Linked DNA regions of Homo sapiens: region 2 is linked to region 1. A link is an interaction called in ENCODE POLR2A ChIA-PET data of the cell type or tissue named here. Cell type or tissue: PC-9. All regions are shown on one strand. Each heading gives the region's core, and the rest is flanking DNA. Links, peaks and the distances in the headings are about the cores only.

What was found. Peaks named below come from ENCODE experiments on the same cell type or tissue, not always from the same donor. Only the 100,000 strongest peaks of a DNase experiment are listed, where the experiment ranks them.
Region 2: POLR2A ChIA-PET joins it to region 1 with 6 read pairs; 6 of 35 experiments call an interaction of 5 or more read pairs at or near these places.

What each region holds. Positions count from the first base shown.
Region 1 is chr14:103,693,185-103,705,178 of GRCh38, forward strand. KLC1 (kinesin light chain 1) reads left to right here. Exons shown (of 17, transcript NM_001394837.1): 16 at 7,471-7,543; 17 at 8,017-8,360. The coding sequence ends at 7,542. It overlaps XRCC3 (X-ray repair cross complementing 3), which reads right to left. Exons shown (of 10, transcript NM_005432.4): 7 at 9,989-10,143; 8 at 6,180-6,392; 9 at 5,949-5,995; 10 at 4,433-5,833. The coding sequence ends at 5,614. Among named protein-coding and RNA genes, the nearest start is that of XRCC3, 16 kb to the right of the region's middle. RefSeq lists an enhancer at 8,659-8,708. In PC-9, for the core only: no CTCF peak of the experiment used is centred there; a DNase peak (open chromatin) is centred at 5,885.
Region 2 is chr14:103,614,436-103,624,239 of GRCh38, forward strand. No RefSeq gene overlaps it. Among named protein-coding and RNA genes, the nearest start is that of KLC1, 9.9 kb to the right of the region's middle. In PC-9, for the core only: no CTCF peak of the experiment used is centred there; a DNase peak (open chromatin) is centred at 4,799; H3K27ac peaks cover 460 bases.

The DNA of each region.
Region 1 (11,994 bases), core at 1,512-9,511:
CTCACAGACAGGCCAGTGCCCCGACCTGTCCCCCAACACTCTTGGGAGGCAGCCATCTCGGGAAAGCTTTTCCCCAGCCCCCTTCTCGGTGGCTGTTAAAGAGGCTTGTAGGGTGCTGGACATGTTGCTTGAAGCACCCCTAATGACAAGAGGAAAGAAAGTCTCTTCATTTTACAGGGTCCTGTAGCTGACCCAGTGTTTGCCCTCCAGTTTCTTGGAGTTTCTACATGCACATTGACCCCTGGGCCTCTCGAGTGCCAACCTAGATTTAGCTGTGCAGCTGGTACTGTTAGGCCTGAGGCCATTTGAAGCTGGCATCATTTGAAGTCCTGGTTAAGTGTAATTTTTCTATTTGTTTTTTCATGCAGGAACGAAATAATTGTCTGGCCGACTCGCGAGCTCTGAGTGCCAGCCACACTGACCTGGCCCACTGAGAGCCAGCAGGGCTAGGTAACCTGTCTTGGGAGTGTGAGACCGCCCCGCCCTGCCACGCCCCTCACCGCCCTGCCCGGAGGCGCCAGCCGCACTCCTTGGCTTCCTTTCCTAGATAGTGACGTCCACCAACCTTGGAGGTGCCTTTTCAAAACACCCGGGAGGCCGTGCCTCAGCATTCTGTTACTCGGCCTGCAGCCCCAGTGCCAGGAGCCACCCCGACCGCGACCCGGCCAGGCTGGCTCAGGGAGGCCGAGGTGGCGCTGAGGTGGCTTCAGCACGCTGGGGATTGGCTCCTGCTCACGGATGCTGTTGCATTTCCTGCCTGCCACCTTTTTGCCATGACACCAGACTCTCTTTTAAATTGTAATATTGTAATAAGGCTGTAAATTAAGAATCTGGAAACATAAAGTACCCCTTTCAGAACGATAGGCATTTAGTGATCTATGGCAGTAAAGCCTGAAGCTTAGCGGACACTGGTCAGTGGGAAGTGAATTCCTTCCCAGCTGGAGCATCTTCCGGGTCTCTCTTTCCAAGGTCCCCATGCCTGTGGCCCTGGGGCCCCATGCCCCCTTTTGAGCTGTGTTCTCCCGGACGCCCCTGCACACGAAGCCCATAGAGACGTGTGTTTCACTTTTTTTTTTTTTTTTTTTGAGACGGAGTCTAACTCTGTTGCCCAGGCTGGAGCGCAGTGGCCCAATCTCGGCCCACTGCAAGCTCCACCTCCTGGGTTCACGCCATTCTCCTGCCTCAGCCTCCCGAGTAGCTGGGACTACAGGCACCCGCCAGGCGGATCACAAGGTCAGGAGATCGAGACCATCCTGGCTAACATGGCGTTTCACTTTTTAAAAGCTTAAGCTTTATGGAATGAGGGAGCACGGTGGACTCTGACAGGAACCTTTTCAAATCAATGCTGAGGCTGTATTTCTTAGCCGTCCACAAACTAGTCCATAGGTAAAGAGCATACAAAACAGACGCCGAGGTGATCAGTGATTCCAAAGGCTGACGCTCAGCAGCGCCACCTCCATGCCAGCCAACTAGGCTACGGGATGGAGGGGCGGTCTGTGAAACACCAGCCATCCCGTGAAAGCTCAGCTTGCCACTGTCATGTAACAGGGTGGGTGGTGGCACAGCAGAGGCTCACACTTGTCACCTTCAGCCTCTAGAAGCTCCCCGTGGGGCACGAAGGCTGGGGACAGAGTGTCCTGAGGTTTTGTTACAAGGCTAGACTTTAAAATACCTTTCAAAGTTTCATCCCGCCTCATGTCGCAGGACTGCTGTGTTTGTGAAAGCGCGTTTGTTTCCACAAGACAAGCTCCGTGTAGTCGCCAGCGGGTGCCTGGCCCAGGAGCTGCCCTGTGGAGCCAGCGTTGTCCCCGAGCTGCTCGCCTGTGGCCGTGGCTCCTTTTCTGAGGCTCCTGACTCCATTCTTGCAGATTCTGGTGGATCAGGAGCTTACATTCTAAATGCTACATAGAGGTGTTGAAGAAAATTTCATAGGTTCTGTAATAGTGGATGGGATTAAAAGAAAAAATGTTAAATTATATATATATATATGGCTGGGTGCGGTGGTTCATGCCAGTAATCCTATAATCTTAGCACTTTGGGAGGCTGAGGCGGGAGGATCACTTGAGCCCAGTTCAAGAACAGCTTGGGCAACACAGCGAGTCCCTGTGTCTAGCAAAAAAAACCATGTGTATATATATATATATGTGTGTGTGTGTATATATATATATATATATATACATACATATATATACATATATAATTTGATGGGTTGTGAGAAGCCAACCCCCCCCAAAAAAAGGGGGGTGTAGAGCAGCTTCCCCTGACAGGTGCCGTGGCTGCCCCCGTAGTGGGCTATGTCTGTGCACAGGCGACAGGGAGGAGGGCTCCGGAGCTTCCCTTGTGGTGGGGGTGCCTTCTCCCTGTGAGGATGCTGAGCAGAGTTTGGAACCCAGACAGTTTCCCTTAGTGACAGTTATCTGGAAAGGAAAAAGGGCATTTAGAAGGAATAAACATAGGGCTGAATATGGAGTTGAATTTTAACCTCTTCAGACTGATGGGTGCAGACGAGGTTGTGTGGGGCCTCTGTGGAGCCTGCTGTGGCTTCCAGCCATGGGACTTTAGGGCCGAGGTGGCCTCTGCAGCACTGTGGCTGTGGGAGCACTGTGTGTTGGGGTAAGAGAAGCCAGGGGGCCTCCCTGAAGCCAGCTCATAAAGGAAGGTTCGTGTTTCAGAGGGAGGCGGCAAGGGAATCTGAGTACCTGAGTCCCCGATGTTTGAACCCTTCCACCCAATAGAAGTGCGGTGATTTCAGCCATTTCCCATCTGGCGGTCTGAATTTTTCCCTTCAGAGGAGAGAAGTGGTGGGCCCAGGCATCCCTCCTCCTGTGTGTGGTCGTTCTGGTGAGAGGAACCCCACGCGAGAGTCAGCACCTGTTTCTTCAGAGTTGCTGTCAAAATAATCACTGCGCCCCCGCCCCCCGCCCCCCCCCACAGCAGCCGTGTGTGCAGCGCCCGTCCCCAGCAACCATGGCATGGGAGCGTCTGGATCTGTGGGCGGACAGCATATCTCTGGGTAGTTGGTGCAGCTGTGGCAGAAATCAGGCCCCTGGGGAAGTCCTGTGACATGGATGCTTCCCTGAAGCAGCAGCAGTGTGTGGCTCAGGGGTCCTCAGAGGCCGGTGGTGCCCGCGGGTGGCACGGGGCACTCTCATGGGCAGCACTTGGTCTTGTGTTTACAGTATTGGAGGGATTCACATCGTTGTTTTCTGGATTAAGCTGCTAGGAGTATCATGTACTTAGAAATTCAGTGTTTATAGTAAGATGTATTAAACATTGCTAATGATGTATCGTTACAATGTATAACAGGTTTTCCATTGTCATAACTGTATGGAATTTTCTTGGAGGATGTCATTAGCTTCTGTTTGCACTGACTTGTGAGCTGTGTGTACGCTGTGGTCAGATTTCTGAATGCTGTAGAGCACTTACCAGCTCTGACCGTGTCTTGCTGGGGCCAGCAGGCTGCGTGTGCAGCGGGGCCAGCTGTCTCAGGGCTGATATGTAGACGTGTATTCTGTTTACAATTAGTTCCCCAACTCTGTGGGGAAGAACTTAAGCGGTTTTAGTGTTTTATAATATGGTGAGGCAATGAGGGTCAGGGCGCGTGGTCCCTGAGGGAGGGTCTTCAGGGCAAGACCCATGGCCCTGGCCTGGAACTGTGCTCCCCAGGGCGTGGTGCCTCCCTAAGGGGATGGTCAGTGTTCTGGGACTGACTGCCAGGCCAGCCCGTCTGCAGACTCCTGTGGTGGGAGTTCCCTGGGACGGGAAGCCCCTCGGCCCCTTCCCTCCAGGGGCAGGAACTGAGCCAGCATGGGCGGGGCCGGCCGAGCTTCCAGGCGTGTTTTCTCTGTTAAATGTACCTCTGTCTTTAAGCTGTCTCATTTTCTAATCGCTGGCATGTCTTGCCTAGAAAAGCATTTGGAATTGCTTATGTTCAATTACAGAAATAAAATGTCTTACTTGCCATTGTAGAATTCCTGCACTTTTGCAGAAAGGCTGTTTTGTAAAAATCCAACCCCAAAATAACTTTTTCCCATGTTCATGCCAGTGATTCTTAACTTTAGGGTCATAGAGAGCCTTGATAACATGATGAAGGTTTAAACGGATTGTCCCACCCTGGAAAACGGCAAACAGAAAAATTCTGCACAGTATGGCCCCAGCCCTTACCTTTCCCCCAACCAGTGCCAGCCCCCCTTCCTCCCACTGTAGGAGCACCCACAGGCTCACCCTGGGCACATAAGGTGGGGGGTGACAATTTCTGCCTCTGGGTTGTGGGAGGAGTCAAGCTACTTAACGGTTCTGGGCCTGAATTTCCCTACCTGCAAGTGGAGATGTAACAGTACCTATCCCTAGGAGTTGTGAGGAGAACATACTTCAATGTGTATAAATTACTCAGAGCAGTGCCTGGCAGACAGCAAGAAGCAGGTCCTGGAACTGCATCCATTGAACATTTATTTGTCAAAGGCCTGGTCTGTGCCAGGCAGCATGTGGAGGCACTGAGTGGGGGGTGGAGGGGGTTGTACGGTGGGAATCAAGGGGGTCACCACTGTGCCCATGGGGAGGCCACGCCACTCTGCCTGCTGGGTGGATATTTCAGCCTGTGCAGCCAGATGTGTTCCCAGGAGGCTCTGCTTTCCAGCCAGATGTAAGGCCTGGCCACAGTGTGGGACTGGGTCTGCACAGTGTGGGACTGCAGGACAGGGTCCTGCAGGTGGCCCTGCCAGGAGTCCTGCCATATCCCTACCAGAATACCACCCAGCCAGGCCAGGGCTGAGCTGGACGCCCAGACCCCCAGGGCCAGGATACACCGGGACCCTCCTTCCTCTCAACCTCGGATCCTCTTTGCCCAGAACTGTGTTCCCAGGTGGCTGACGAGCCTGTCACGTGCCAGCCCTGCGCTGCCTGCGCTCCTCTGACCGGCTGTGGTGCTGGCACAGGCCACACTACTAGAGACAAGGCAGTCCCCCCACCCCCAGGCTCTCCTGGACCCTGACACTGGAGGTTGGTGGGATATGCTTTCTCCACCTTGTACCACACTGAAGTTTTGTGGGGCACAGTGTGTGCCGAGGTGGGGCCCCCGGGAGCCAAGGACCCAGAGGTGGGTGAGGAGGAGCCGCCTGCCTGCAGCCCCACTGTGGCCTGAGTGGTGGGGGAGTAAGGACTGCCCTGTGTGCAGGAGGGGAGACCCTCGTGGGCACGGTCCCAAGGCTGAGGGGGTCTGAGGCCCCAGCCCAGGGGGCAGGCCTCAGACGCAACCCCAGTTGGGCTTCCATGTGGAGAGAAGAAGCAGGCGGCTCCCAGGGAGTCACTGTAGGACACCCCAGGCTCCAGCCCTGAGAATCACCTCTCCCCAAGGGCCAGCTCAGCAGTGGGGACCAGGTACCCAGCAAGCGGGCCTGTCCCCAGACCCAGGGAGAGGCAGAACATCCCCCCAGCTCAGATGGGGGTCAGTCTGTGGCCACCATCTTCGGATGAGAAAGTGGAGCCGCTGCCCTGGAAGAGCTGTGTCTGAACCAGGCTCCCAGCTGTGCCACGGCCCAGGCAGACGCGTTTTAAAGGCCCGAGCCCCGTGTGTCGGGGCTTCTCAGGCAGGGCTGTTGTGCAGCCGCCACCGTGTCAGTGGGACTGGGTCCCAGGTGTCCCTCGCACCCCTTCGGCACTGATCGTGTAGGAACAGGAGGAGGGGGGCAGGTGGGGGGCAGAGAGCACCCGCAGGGTCCGGGCTGGGCAGCCGAGGGCAGCCTCTTCCTCGCGGAGCCGGTCAGCCAGCAGTCTCACCAGGAGCTGGTTAGCCCAGGTTATGCCAAGGGCTGGGGAAACACGTTCGTCCCAGAACCTGAGAAACAGGAAGCAGGCAAGCTGGCGCTCAGGCTTGGTGGCCCCGCCCACTTCGGCCCAGCTGTGCCCCTGGCACCTGCACAGAGGTGCACACACCACATGGCTGCACTCACCCCAGCGGCCCGTGTGCTGCGCCCTGCTCCTCCATGGCCTCTGTCACCTGGAAGAGCACAGTCCAGGTCAGCTGCAACGGCTGAGGGTCTTCTCGATGGTTAGGCACAGGCTGCTACCCGCAGGAGCCGGAGGCCACCTCACTGCCACCCGCCCCACCTCCAGACCGGCTCTGCTTCCGCATCCTGGCTAAAAATACGAGCTCAGGGGTGCAACCCTGCCTTGGTGCTCACCTGGTTGATGCACAGCACAGGGCTCTGGAAGGCACTGCTCAGCTCACGCAGCGTGGCCCCCAGGGACTGCAGATGCCTGGCCCTGGGGGCGGAGGCCTGGCTGTCAAATTCACAGCGGAATGGGGCTGCCACCGAGTCGATGACCACCAGGCGAGCCATGCCCCGAGACAGCAGTACGGGGACCTTCTTATTCACACACTCCAACAAGGTGTCCTGTGGGGACAGCTGTCATTGTCTATGCTGGTCAGCAAGTCCCCGCCCCAGGTGACCAGACCCCGTTTGGACTGTCACTCGACCGTCTGAAAACCTTCCTACCCACCTGGGGCTCACAGTGCCCATACTCTGTAGTCCCCATACTCTGAGCCCAATTCTGTATTTTTCTCAAAGAGGCCCCAACTATAGAAGCTTCAGGCTCACACAACTGGTTCCCTTGGCCCCATGTCCTTCCTCTGGCCCCCCCAGGCAGTCACCCCTTGGCTGTGCCAACACCGTCCTCTGTAGAGGTGTCCTTTGCGCAGGCTCCTGAGTCCTTGCGGGGGTCTGCTCTCCTTCTGCCATGGTTTCACCCTCTCCCCCTCACAGGTCAGCAGCAACCAGCCCCCTCCTTCAGTGGCCCCGCACCAGGTACTCAGACCACCCAAACCTGGCCACAGTGCCACCAAAGCCAGCCCGTGGTGGCCATGACCTCTTCAGACGCTCAGCAAGGCAGGGGCCTGATGCCCTTCAGGCGTTACTCAGGCGAGTCAGGCCTGGCCTGCCTCTGCCAAGGCGTGGGGCACTCTGGGAGACCACCTGGGGGTCAGGATGGGGCTGTAGGTTGAGACACCCTCAAGGCCAGTGCCTCCCGTGCATCCAGGCCTTAGCCCTGTGCTCTGAGCTGGCCTGGCCTGGCCAAGGGGTGGAAACAGCCCTGTGCCCACCAGCTCCCAGGAGAGCTTCCAGGGGAGGACCCCCCCAGTGAAGGCAGGTGTCCTCGGCCTCCCTCTGGGTGCTGCCGTGGCCTGTGGGTGCCAGAGCCATTGGCATGGCTGGCCTGGCCTCTGACCGCACAGCTTGGTGAGCCATGGTGATGGGGGAGGGTGACACAGCTGCTCCTGGCACCAAGCAGTGTAGTTCAGGCCCCACGGGCCTTGCCAGCAGCTCTGGCCAGATGGAGGCTGCTAAGGGGCCCCTAGGCTGTCCCTCAAGTCCAAGGTCTGCAGCCACACGCTGGTGTCACGCCCGGAGCTCTGAAGACGCCTGAGGGCCGCCTGCACGCCCTGAGTGAAACTCGTCTGTGCTTCATCTCCAGGGCGTCTCTGGCCGAGCCTCTTTTTGTGGAAAACGACAGCAGCAGCAGTGGCCTGGAAGACGCCACCGCTAACGTGAGTCCCACGGCCTGCAGCCCCAGGAAGCAGGCAGCTGGGCCAGGGAGGGACTTTGCACATGCAGGGACTGGGGGGAGCTGGGGATGGGCAAGTGGTGACTGCTGCTAGCTGCCAGGCTGGGCCTCCAAGAGGGGCTTGGCTCAGGGTCCCCATCCTCATGCAAGCCCAAGGGCCACAGAGTGGGGGGGTGGGAATGGCACCAGGCTCTGCTTATGCAAGAGAAGGCTCTGTGTCCACACCCCTGGCTTCCCCCGTGCCAGACGCAGGCCTTTGGTGCTCCAGGGAGCAGAGACCAAAGACGCACCAGTCCCCCATGACCCCTCGGCCCCAGGGAGGCTCACAACCAGCAACACCCTCTTCTCTAGGCAGACTTGGGGTGGGGGTTCCCCAGAGAGCTGTTTCCAGAACAGAACTTAGTAACACTGTCAGGTTTTGGCGGCCCAGCCCTGACCTTCTATCTTCTCTTGCAGTGACCCCGACCTGGCCCCGCTCCAGGATGGGACTGCCGAGTGTGGCCCGGAGCTGGCCCGGGACAGCCAGGGCGGCAGGGAGGGCCCCTGGCCGGGAGCCGCAGCGCTCACTCATTTCTCCTGCGTCTGTGTGCATAGGACATGATACTAATAACCACACGGCTGGCGTGACCTTGGGGCTGGGGCTGGGCCTAAGCTGGTGCCCTGGTGCGGCGTGGTCTCTCCCAGGAGACCTGGGGCATGAGCTGGGCCCACGGCTCCCTTCCCATGTGTAACTTCCTCACGTTGTGTGCGATAACGTATTTTATTGTACATTTTTTTAAATTAAAAGTTTATATGCCTTATGCTTTACTTGAAAGTTTTTATAAGACCTCTTAGAAGTGGGGGAAGGCTGGCGGGCGCGGTGGCTCACGCCTGTAATCCCAGCACTTTGGGAGGCCGAGGTGGGCGGATCACCAGGTCAGGAGATCGAGACCATCCTGGCTAACATGGTGAAACCCCGTCTCTATTAAAGATACAAAGAATTAGCTGGGCGTGTTGGTGGGCGCCTGTAGTCCCACCTACTCTGGAGGCTAAGGCAAGAGAATGGCGTGAACCCGGGAGGTGGAGCTTGCAGTGAGCTGAGATTGCACCACTGTACTCCAGCCTGGGCGACAGAGCGAGACTGTCTTAAAAAAAAAAAAGAGAAGTGGGGGAAGGCCCACCCAGGAGCTGCTCTGCCAGGCCACAGCCATGTCTAGGGTGGGCTGGACATGGCAGCCGCTCCCCCTGCACAGGGTGGAATTTCCTTACTTGCCTTTGGTCAGGGGTTTACTCCCAAACGTCCCATCTTTTCTTCTGCGTCTTTTCTACTTCATCACTTCTCCCTCCCAGGATGATGTCTATAAACTAAGCACTGACAGCTCACAGCACTGCTGCCCCAGCTGCAGGGATGGGTCCCAGCCTCTCTTGCCTGCTTCTTGGCTACAGGACGGACTCCACTGGCCCCCGGTGAGTGGCCCCTGCTCTCTGCAAGGCCCTGCCATAGGTCCCTCCTCCAAGCCCAGCCAGTGTCTGCAGGGAAGCCAGCAGCCAGGCAGTGGTCAAGGATCTGAGGTCACCTGTCTGAGCTGGGTGCCCAGCAGGCCTTGGCCAGGTGGAGCCCCTGTGCCCCTAGTGAGGGCCGTCTTCCCCTCAGGGGCAAGGGGAAACCAACACAGCTATCTCACCAGGGCAGCAGCCTGGAGAGCAGGTCGCATCCTTCTCAGGGCGGTGGTCTCCTGGGGCAGCTGGTCAGGGGCCCACAGCCCAGAGGAGGTCCTTGCCACCCGCCTGGGGCTTCTCTTCCCCACTCCGTCTTCATGGGCAAGGTTGACAGATGGTGTACAGGCGCCCAGTTACATCTGAGTTTCAGATCATGAAGAAAGTTGATCTGAATATGGGCATCCTCATTCTAGAACACGCTTCAAAGCTGCCTGAGATTCAGATGTAACTGGGTGTCGCAGCCTGCCGCCCTGCCTGCCTGGCCCACAGCCACTCCTGGCCAGGATTCTGTTTGGCCAAACTGCCGTCAGGCTCCTGAGCCTCCTCCTAGGCCCATCTGTGCACGTCCTCATGAAATCCAGTTTTGGCAATCCCTGCTGAGATTGTAGCAGGACCCCTGCTCTCCGTATCCAGTCGCCCTCAGTAGCTGACTGGTCCATCCTCCACAGTCCCCAGAGGCCGTCTGATCCCCAAGGCACACCTTCAGCAAGGGTCCTGGCAGGATGCTTTAGCCAGAATTCCCTCCCCTGCCAGTTCCTCTCAGTCACTCTCCATCCTCTGACCCCACCTGCTCCTCGGGCGTAAACCCCCATGACCCATGCTGTGTTCAGAGCTGAGCCCCAACTCTCCCTGCCCTGCTGTGAGACCCCATTGCCGTGGTGGCTACACCTGCCCCAATGGTCCTGAATAGCTTGCCTTGGGGGTGTCATGGGGCTTCTCCCACACTCACCACATCGGCCACGTGCTCGATGAAGATCTGGCTGCCAAATCGGAGCTTCTGAAGCAGCTCTCCTGGAACGTCAGTGCGCAGCCGCGGCTGCTGGGCCATGAGCTGCTGCAGGCGCTTGTGCGGGAAGGCGTCTTCCGTGCAGATGTAGACGGCTCCTGGGAAGCAAGAGTGCCTGATGTGCCCAGGGGACTCCAGACGGGCCTGTGACTGCCACACAAATCAAGTGCAGATGTCTCCCGCCATTTCTAACTCTCTGCCCCTCACAGGTTCTTTGCCCCTCGCCTGGGGAGGGAGGAGGCTGGTGCTTTTTCTCACCCTCCCACTGGCAGCCACCTCCGGGGCCAGGTGACCCCTCAGGAGGAATATGGGCTGGGTCTCCACTTCTGACACCCAGGCAAGGACTTCCCCTGTCCTGGGCCCTGGGCTGGAATGGCCACAGATGGGAGGCCTCTCCTGCTCCACCCTGCCCCTCCTTCCCCCTGTGAACCTCCGTTCCCCACTGCAGGGCAGGGAGCAAGTGGCAGCATCAGGGCAACGCCTTCTGGAAATGGCCCCTGAGCCCCGACACATGGCCACCCTCAAGGCCCCCACTGAGCAAGCGTTTCCTCTCTTCAAAGCTCCTGCAATCTGGGCTCCATGGTGAAATTCAAAAAGCCAGCTTGAAAAGACACGTGTTGGTGAGGATGTGTAGGAGGCAGACCCCTGACCCCTGTGCACTGCCGCTAGGAATGTAAAATGGTGCAGCTCGGAAAACAATCGGTACTTCCTTAAAAAGTTAAACAAATCACATGACTCAGCAGCCCCACTCCTAGGTAGATACCCAAGAGAAAGAACGTCCACCGTAGCACGTTTCATGACAGCCCGGGGGGAGACGGCCCAAAGGCCATCAACTGAGGAGTGGACGAATGAAGTGCGGCCCATCCTTACAGTGGGATGATCGAATCTTAAAAGGGAAGGCAGTTCTGACACCTGCTCCAGCACGGATGAACCTCGAAAACACAATGCCAATGCAGGAAGCCTGTCACGAGACCACGTGCTGTCCGGCTGCACTTGCATGGAGCTCCCAGGACAGGAAGAGTCACAGGTAGGGAAAGGGGAGGCAGGCTGCTGGGGGTGGGGGCTGACTGCTCATGGGTAGGGTTTCCTTTTGGGGTGAGGGAACTGTTCTGGAATTGGATAGTGGTGACGGGCACAGAACTTTGTGCTTCTATTAAAAGCCACTGAATTTATTTATTTTATTTTAATTTTTGAGAGACAAGAGACTCACTCTGTCGCCCAGGCTGGAGTGCAGTGGTGCGATCTCGGCTCACTGCAACCTCTGCCTCCCGGGTTCAAGTGATTCTCCTGCCTCAGCCTTCTGAGTAGCTGGGATTACAAGGCGTGCGCTACCACGCCCAGCTAATTTTTGTATTTTTAGTAGAGACTGGGTTTCACCATGTTGGTCAGGCTGCTCTCGAACTCCTGACTTCATGATCCGCCTGCCTCAGCCTCGGCCTCCCAAAGTGCTGGGATTACAGGCATGAGGTACTGCGCCTATCAGGCCGAACTGTACACTTTTAGAGGGAATTTTATGGCATGTAAATTACATCTCAATTTAAAAAACAGGAAGGCTTAGGGGGACTGATTTGAGTAATAATAAAACTCCAGTTTCCTGCAAAACAAAAACAAAAAGACAAGGCCGGCGAGCTCTCTAAGCACTGACTATGCCAGGAAGGCTGCCCAGCCAGGACCCCGTGGCCCACGGGGCGTCGTCCTGTTCCTGCAGTGGCACATGCAGTTGTGGGAGAGCCAGTGCCCCCACGCCGTGTCATGCAGCCTGTTTGTGAGTGTCCGCGTAACCTTTAATTCTGAGCTGATTTTGCTTTGACAGAATTTCAAACGTAAAGAAGAGTTGCAAAAATGGGTCAGGAACCCCCCGCCCCATTCTGTGTCAGAACTAAGCTTCTGAGAAGCATCTGGCCCGCTTGAGGCCAGGAACGTATAAATACTGCCTTGGGAGGCCACAT
Region 2 (9,804 bases), core at 1,780-9,779, 78 kb before region 1:
GCTTGATGAACCACCCCAAGATGTAGCGGCATTTAAAACACTATTTTATTTGTAATCCCAGCATGTTGGGAGGCCGAGGTGCGCAGATCATGAGATCAAGAGATCGAGACCATCCTGGCCAACATGGTGAAACCCCGTCTCTACTAAAAATACAAAAATCAGCTGGGCGTGGTGGTGCGTGCCTGTAGTCCCACATACTCGGGAGGCTGAGGCAGGAGAATTGCTTGAACCTGGAAGGCGGAGGTTACAGTGAGCCGAGATTGCGCCACTGCACTCCAGCCTGGGCAACAGAGCGAGACTCCGTCTCAAAAAAAAAAAAAAAAAAAAAATTAGCCAGGCGGCTGGGCACAGTGGCTCACTCCTGTAATCCCAGCACTTTGGGAGGCCAAGGCGGGCAGATCACTTGAGGTTAGGAGTTCAAGATCAGCCTGGGCAACATGGTGATACCCCGTCTCTGCTAAAAATAAAAAAATTACCTGGGCATGGTGGCACAGCACCTGTAATCCCAGCTACTTGGGAGGCTGAAGCAGGAGAATCACTTGAACCTGTGAGGCAGAGGTTGCAGTGAGCCAAGATCGTGCCACTGCACTCCAGCCTGGGTGACAGAGTGAGACTGTCTCAAAAAAAAAAAAAAAAAAATTAGCCAGGCATGGTGGCATGCACCTGTAGTCCCAGCTACTCAGGCGGCAGAGGCAGGAGGATTGCCTGAGCTCAGGAGATTGAGGCTGCAGTGAGCTATGATTGTGCCACTGCATTCCAGCCTGGGCAACAGAGCGAGACCCTGTTCAAAATAAATAAATAAATAACAATTTCATTATGCTCAGATTCTGTGGGTCAAAGATTTGGACAAGGCACATCAAGGATGGCTTGTCTGCTCCTCAATGTCTTAAAGACTGACACAGTGGCTAGGGTTTGGAGTGCTCCAAGGACATGTTCACTCACAGCTCAGCCGGTGATGCTGGCTGTCACGACTGGGCTTCTCTATGAGGTGTTGTCGTGTCCCCCACCCCAGCCCCCCAGTGGCTGTTTGGGCTTCCTCACAGCATGGCAGCTGAGATCCAAGTGTGAGCTTCCCAAGAGAGCCAGGTGGAGGCTGTATCACCTCTTTGTTTTTTTTGGAGACAGAGTCTTGCTCTGTCACCCAGGCTGGAGTGCAATGATGTGATCTCGGCTCACTGAAACCTCCGCCTCCTGGGTTCAAGTGATTCTCCTGCCTCAGCCTCCCGAGTAGCTGGGATTACAAGCATCTGCCACCACACCTGGCTAATTTTTGTATTTTTAGTAGAGTTGGGGTTTCACCATGTTGGCCAGACTGGTCTTTAAACTCCTGACCTCAGGTAATCCACCTGCCTCGTCTTCCCAAAGTGCTGGGATTACAGGCATGAGCCACCGCACCCGGCCTGTATCACCTTTTAAAACCTGGCTTACGAGATTGTGCCATTGTACTCCAGCCTGGGCAAAAAAGAGAAACTCCGTCTAAAACAAACAAACAAACAAACAAAACCTGGTTTAGGGCCGGGTGTTGTGGCTCACGCCTTTTATCCCAGCACTTTGGGAGGCCAAGGTGGGTAGATCACCTTAGGTCAGGAGTTCAAGACCAGGCTGGCCAACATGGCGAAATGGTGAAACCCCATCTCTACTAAAAATACAAACAAAAAAAAAAAATTAGCTGGGCTTGGTGGTGGGTGCCTATAATCCCACCACTTTGGGAGGCTCAGGAGGGTGGATCACCTGAGGTCAGGAGTTCGAGACCAGCTGGCCAACATGGCGAAATGGCAAAATCCTGTCCCTACTAAAAATACAAAAAAAAAAAAAAATGAGCTGGGAGTGGTGGCGCACACCTGTAATCCCAGCTACTTGGGAGGCTGAGGCAGGAGAATCACTTGAACCTGGGGGGTGGAGGTTGCAATGAGCCGAGATCATGCCATTGTACACCAGCCTGGGCAATGGAGTGAGACTCTGTTGCATAAATAAATAAATAAATAAACCTGGGCCTGGTGCGGTGGCTCATGCCTGTAATCCCAGCATTTTGGGAGGCCGAGGCAGGCAGATCACGAGGTCAGGAGTCCGAGACCAGCCTGGCCAACATGGTGAAACCCTGTCTCTACTAAGAATACAAAAAATTAGGCAGGCGTGGTGGTGGGTGCCTGTAATCCCAGCTACTCAGGAGGCTGAGGCAGGAAAATCGCTTGAACCCGGGAGGCGGAGGTTGCAGTGAGCCGAGATGGCGCCATTGCACTCCAGCCCGGGCAACAGGGCGAGACTCCATCTCAAAAAAAAAACAAAACAAAAAAACATAAACCTGGCTTAGTCCTAGAGTGTTACTTCCACTGTAGTCACAGGCCTGTCCAGACTCCAGGGGAAGGCATATTGATTCTACCTCATGTGGGAGAACGTCGAAGTCTTACTGTGAGAAGAACTGTGTAAGGGGAGATGGTGAGGCAGCCTGAAGGACGGCTGATTATTTTCTCCCAAGACGGCAGCTGCACGACACCTGCTGTACCCTTCCTGCTTGCCACCCCCATCTCCAGTCCCTCCACATTTTGGGCACATATTCCAATATTCTTTTTTGGTGGCAGAATCATTGGTTTACGGGGTGGCTTCTGAAGGGACTCTGCACCTTGTGGGCGGGGCTGTGGCCGAGCAGCCAGCCTTTCTTCCCTGCAGGAGCCTGGATACCTCCCGGCCCTCTCTAATCACCCAGACCCCTGGCCACTGAATCCAAGCAAAGCCCCCTCCCTGCCGGGACCCTGGGGCTGTTCTGCAGGGAAACGTGAGTCTCTCATGTTTCCCTGCATGTATGATCAGCGGCACTGACTCCTTTGTTCCAGCCCATCCTCTCAAGCATGTTGGTGTAGCAAATTACCTTCAACAAAACATAACGTAGCCTTCCTGAGTGGAATACGGGCGGCCTTTCCAGCCAGCTCCTGGGCACAGGGATCCTCTCCTGGAATGCACACGAGTGTGTGTGCAGGTGTCATCCAGCCCTCTTCACATTGCCCTGTGGGAACTGTGGGAACCGAGCTCAGGAACCAGCACCACAGTGCTGAGACTCAGGCCACTGTAGACCTGTGAGTAAAAATCTGTCCTGTCTCATATCCAGGCGTTGGTGTCCTTTGTCAGCATCCGTGAACCAGTGGCAGGCCACCTTGTTAGCTTGCAGCTAAGGTAAAATCTCAGAAATTTCAGGCCGGGCTCGGTGGCTCACGCCTGTAATCCCAGCACTTTGGGAGGACAAGGCGGGCAGATCACCTGAGGTCAGGAGTTCGAGACTAGCCTGGCCAACATGGTGAAGCCCTGTCTCCACTTTAAAAAACACAAAAATTAGCCAGGCATGGTGGCGGTTGCCTATAATTCCAGCCCCCGAGGCTGAGGCAGGAGAATCACTTGAACCCGGGAGGCGGAGGTTACAGTGAGCTGAGATCATGCCACTGCACTCCAGCTTGGGTGACAGAGCAAGACTCCGTCTCAAAAAAAAAAGCAAAAGAGTTGAACAAACATTTCACAAAGATAGATATATAAATGGCCAATAAGTACATGAAAAGATGTTCAGCATCTTACGAGGCAAATGCAAATTAAAACCACAAAGAGGCCGGGCACAGTGGCTCACGCCTGTAATCCCAGCACTTTGGGAGGCCAAGGCAGGTGGATCACGAGGTCAGGAGATCAAGACCATCCTGGCTAACATGGTGAAACCCTGTCTCTACTAAAAAATACAAAAAAAAAAATTAGCCGGGTGTGGTGGCGGGTGCCTGTAGTCCCAGCTACTCGGGAGGCTGAGGCAGGAGAATGGCGTGAACCCGGAAGGTGGAGTTGCAGTGAGCCCAGATTGAGCCACTGCACTCCAGCCTGGGCGACAGAGCAAGACTCCGTCTCAAAAAAAATAAATAAATAAAAATAAAAAATAAAAAAATAAAACCACAAAGAGGCCAGGCACGGTGGCTCAAGCCTGTAATCCCAGCACTTTGGGAAGCCGAGTCGGGACGATCACTTGAGTCCAGGAGTTCGAGATGAGCCTGACTATCATGGTGAATCCCCGTCTCTACTAAAAATACAAAAATTAGGGGCCGGGCGCGGTGGCTCACACCTGTAATCCCAACACTTTGGGAGGTCAAGGTGGGTGGATCACTTGAGGTCAAAAGTTGGAGATCATCCTGGCCAACATAGTGAAAGAAACCCCGTCTCTACTAAAAATACAAAAATTAGCCAGACGTGGTGGCAGGCCCCTGTAATCCCAGCTCCTAAGGAGGCTGAAGCAGGAGAATCGCTTGAACCTGGGAGGTGAAGGTTGCAGTGAGCTGAGATCGCACCATTGCACTCCATCCTGGGGGACAAGAGCGAAACTCCATCTCAAAAAAAAAAAAAAATTAGCCGGTCGTGGTGGCATGTACCTCTAATCCCAGCTACTTGGGAGGCTGAGGCAGGAGAATCGCTTGAACCTGGGAGGCGGAGGTTACAATGAGTCGAGATCGTGCCATTGCACTCCAGCCTGGGCAACAGAGCAAGACTCAGTCTCAAAAAAAAAAAAAAATTAGCCGGGCTTAGTGGTGTGCACCTGTAATCCCAGCTACTCAGGAGGCTGAGATGGAAGAATTGCTTGAACCCAGGAGGCAGAGGTTGCAATGAGCCAAGATAGTGCCACTGCACTTCAGCCTGGGTGACAGAGTGAGACTCTGTCTCAAAAGAAAAAAAAAAAACCACCCACAGAGAGAACTACACGTTCACCAGAATGACTCAGATTCAAAAGACTGATGCCACCAGACGCTGGGGAAGACGTGGAACAACTGGAATGCCCATAGCTCACTGATGGGAGGGATAGATGGGCAGTCACCTAGGAGAAAGGCCTGGAAGTTTCTTTCTTTCTTTCTTTCTTTCTTTTTTTTGAAAATAGAGTCTCTGTTGCCCAGGCTGGAGTGTGGTGGCATGATCTTGGCTCAGTGCAGTCTCCGCCTCCCAGGCTCAAGCGATCCCCCCACCTCAGCCTCCTGAGTAGCTGAGACTACAGGTGCATGCCATCACACTCAGCTCACTGTTATATTTTTAGTAGAGACGGGGATTTGCCATGTTGCCCAGGCTGGCCTCGAACTCCCGGGCTCAAGCAATCCTCCTGCCTCAGCCTCACAACATGCTGAGATTACAGGTGTGAGCCACTGTGCCCAACCAGAAGTTTCTTTTTTTTTTTTTCCTGAGATGGAGTCTTGCTCTGTTGCCCAGAGCTGGAGTGCAGTGGCGTGATCTCTGTTCACTGCAACCTCTGCCTCCCAGGCTCAAGCAATTCTGCCTCAGCCTCCTGAGTAGCTGGGATTACAGGCACGTGCCACCATGCTGGGCTAATTTTCTTTTTCTTTTCCTTTTTTTTTTTTGAGACGGAGTTTTGCTCTTGTTGCCCTGGCTGGAGTACAAAGGCACGATCTCGGCTCACTGCCATCTCCACCTCCTGGGTTCAAGTGATTCTCCTGCTTCAGCCTCCCGAGTAACTGGGATTACCGGTATGTGCCACCATGCCCAGCTAATTTTGTATTTTTAGTAGAGATGGGGTTTCTCCATATTGATTGGGCTGGTCTCTAACTCCTGACCTCAGATGATCTGCCTGCCTCGGCCTCCCAAAGTGCTGGGATTACAGGCGTGTACCACCGTGCCTGGCCTAATTTTTGTATTTTTAGTAGACACAGGGTTTCACCATGTTGGCAAGGCTGGTCTTGAACTCCTGATCTTGTGATCTGCCCACCTCAGCCCCGTAAAGTGCTGGGATTAACAGGCGTGAGCCACCGTGTCCAGCCCAGAAGTTTCTTATAGAACTAAACATATGCCTGGCCGGGCATGATGGCTCACACCTGTAATCCCAGCACTATGGGAGGCTGAGATGGGTGGATCACGAGGGCAGGAGATTGAGACTGTCCTGGCTAACACAGTGAAACCCCTGTCTCTACTAAAAATACAAAAAATTACCTGTGCGTGGTTGCACGCACCTGTAGTCCCAGCTACTCAGGAGTACTCAGGAGGCTGAGGCAGGAGAATCACTTGAACCTGGGAGGCGGAGGTTGCAGTGAGCTGAGATCACACCACTGCACTCCACCCCGGGCAACAGAGGGAGACTCCGTCTTAAAAAAAAACAACAAAAAACAAAAAAACAAAAAAAAACAAGCAAACAAACATATGCCTACCTGATGACCCAGCAATTTCATTCCTAGGTTTTGTTGCTGTTGTTGTTGTTTATCATCTGAAATACAGTCTTGCTCTGTTGCCCAGGCTGGAATGCAGTAATGCCATCTCGGCTCACTGCAACCTCCACCTTTTGGGTTCAAACGATTCTCATACCTCAGCCCCTTGAGTAGCTGGGGTTACAGGCATGTGCCACCACGTCCAGCTAATTTTTTTTGTAGTTTTAGTAGGGACAGGGTTTTGACATGTTGTCCAGGCTAGTCTCAAATGATCTGCCCTCCTTGGCCTCCCAGAATGCTGGGACTACAGGCATGAGGCACTGTACGTGGCCTTCCTAGGTATTTACCTAAGAGAAATGAAAATACATGTTCACCAACAGGCTTGTATAAGAAAGCTGAGATTACCTTTACTCGTATCAACCAAAATGGAAGCATCCCAGCTTCTATCAGCAGGAGAATGGCAAACAAATGTGGGACAATGTGGATGAATGTCAAAAACAGGAGGTGAGTGAAAGACGCTAGACACAGAAGTAGATGCTATGTGACTTCATGTAAAATGCTAGAACAGGCAAAATAGGTCTACATTTAAAAAATAAAAACTGGGGTGGGGCGCGATGGCTCATGCCTGTAATCCCAGCACTTTGGGAGGTGAGCAGATCACCTGAGATCAGGAGTTCGAGATCAGCCTGGCCAAAATGGTGAAACCCCATCTCTACTAAAATTAGTAGGGCGTGGTAGTGCGTGCCTGTAATCCCAGCTACTTGGGAGGCTAAGGCAGGAGAACTGCTTGAACCCGGGAGGCGGAGGTTGCAGTGGACTGAGATTGCGCCATCGTACTCTAGCCTGGGTGACAGAGTGAGACTCCATCTAAAAAAACAAAAAACCAAAAAAAAAAAGAAAAAACAGCCCAGGCATGGTAGCTCACGCCTGTAATCCCAGCACTTTGGGAGGCTGAGGCAGGAGGATTGCTTGAGGCCAGGAGTTCAAGACCAGCCTGGGCAACATAGTGAGACCTCCTCGCTACAAAATAAATAAAAAATAAATAAACTGCCGGGCGTGGTGGCTCATGCCTGTAATCCTAGCACTTTGGGAGGCTGACGTGGGCGGATCACTTGAGGTCAGGAGTTCAAAACCAGCCTGGCCAACATGGTGAAACCTCATCTCTACTAAAAATACAAAAAAATAAGTCAGGCGTGGTGGTGGGCGCCTATAATCCCAGCTACTTGGGAGGCTGAGGCAGGAGAATTGCTTGAACCTGGGAGGTGGAGGTTGCAGTGAGCCGAGATTGTGCCACTGCACTCCAGCCTGGGCAACAAAGTGAGAGTCTATCTCAAAAACAAACAAACAAACAAACAAACAAACCCAAGAGTGGTTGCCTGGGGTCAGATGGGAAGGGGCATGAGGCAACCCTGCAATGTGATGGAAACGTTCCATTTCCTGGTAGGGACTTCAGTTACACAGGTGAAAGGTTTCTCACAACTCATCATATCATTATACTTACATGTGTCAAAACCCATAGAATATCCAGTACTGTGTACAATACAGACAGTGAGCCCTTATGTAAACTCTAGACTTAGTTAATATATGAATATCGGTCCATTGGTTGTAACGAATGTACCACACTAGTGCAGGATGTTAGTGGTAGGGGAACTGGGTACCGGACATACATGGCAGTTCTTTGTACTTTTCGCTCAAATTTTCTGTGAGCCTAAAACTGCTTTAACGAAACACAATTAAAAATGAAACAAAACCGGCCGGGCACGGTGGCTCATGCCTGTAATCTCAGCACTTTGGGAGGCCGAGGCAGGTGGATCATTTGAGGACAGAAGTTTGAGACCAGCCTGGCCAACATGGTGAAACCCTAAAAATACAAAAATTAGCTGGGCGGTAGTGGCGTGTGCCTGTAATCCCAGTTACTTGGAAGGCTGAGACATGAGAATTGCTTGAGCCTGGGAGGTGGAGGTTGCAGTGAGCTGAGATTGCACCACTGCACTCCAGTCTGGGCAGCCGAGTGAGACCCTGTCTCAAAACAAAACAAAACAAAACCACTGTTTAGTCTCTGAAATAAAGGTCAATATCATATAAAGCAAAACTCTTCAAATGCTGTCCTTAAGATTTATGCATTTTACCACGTGTAAATGTTTCCTAAAACAAACAAGCAAAGAATATCGGATTCCATTAATGCTATGAATGCTGAAGCGTCTAGAGGTGGTGTGTACTGATCTTTGCAATTTACTTTGAAATGCATTAAAAATGTATTGATAGATAGAAGAATGGGGAGAAGAGATGTGATAAAGGAAATAAGGCCATATATATATATATATATATATATATTTTTTTTTTTTTTTTTTTTTTTTTTTTTTTTTTTGTAGACGGGGTCTTGTTCTGTTGCCCAGGCTGGAGTGCAGTGGTGTGATCTCGGCTCCCTGCAACCTCTGTCTCCCAGGTTCAAGCAATTCTCCTGCCTCAGCCTCCCAAGTAGCTGGGACTACAGGTGCGCCATCACACCCAGCGAATTATTTGTACTTTTAGTAGAGATGGGGTTTCGCCATGTTGGCCAGGCTGGTCTTGAACTCCTGGCCTCAAGTGATCCACCTGCCTCGGCCTCCCAAACTGCTGGGATTACAGGCACAAGCCACTGCGCCCAGCCCAGGCAAAATGTTAATGGTAGAATCCTGGTGGTGGGTATGTGAACGTTCACTGGACAGTTTGTTATTTTTTTTTGAGACACACGGTCGTGCTCTGTGGTCCAGGCAAGAGTGCAGTGGCATGATCATAGTTCACTGTAACCTTGAACTTCTGGGCTCAAGGGAGCCTCCCATCTCAGCTTCCAGAGTAGCTGAGACTACAGGCGTACACCACCAGGCGTGGTTAATTTTTTTCTTTAAATTTTGTGTACAGTTGGTGTCTCACTATGTTGCCCAGGTTGGTCTTGAACTCCTGGCCTCAAGCAATCCTCTTCCCTTGGCCTCCCAAAGTACTGGGATTACAGGTGTAAGCCAATGCACCCAGCCTTCACTGTACAGGTTTTTCAACTCTTCTGTAAATGTATTTTCATAATAAAATGTTGGGAGAAAATCTCCAATATGGAATCTGTTTTCCATGGCAAATCCCTAATCGCAGGTACCACAGCCCCACTGTTTCCCTCTATCAGTGTTCTTCAAACCATTTTGAAATTATCTGGAGGACATAGGTGTCTTCCCTTCTCCCAGTTTCTGGCATAACCTTTTGGATAACTATATAAAACACGTCCAGTCTCCATGCCACATACTGTGGGAAGTCCAGCACTTTCCTCAAGATATCTCATGATTCCTTGAGAGGAAGTGAAGTGGGGTAAATATTATCCTGGTCACTTGGAGTGCTGTCGCCCTGGCACCTGGCTCAAGTCCAGAGACACAGGTCGGGCTCAGTCGGCATAGGACGAACTCAGTGTACCCAGCCAGGCTGAGCTTGGTCGGTGATGTCTTCCTCCCTGCTGCCATTTGAGCCTCAGTCCTCATCTGCAGAAATTCTGGTCCCAGGGGACCGCCCAGACGGCTTCCCTCGCTGCCTGGCGCCTCCAGCTGTCTTAAAGCTTCGGCCGGCACTGGCGCAGCCTCCCTCCAGCTGTACCAGGAAACAGGACACAAATGCTGAGGGTCTG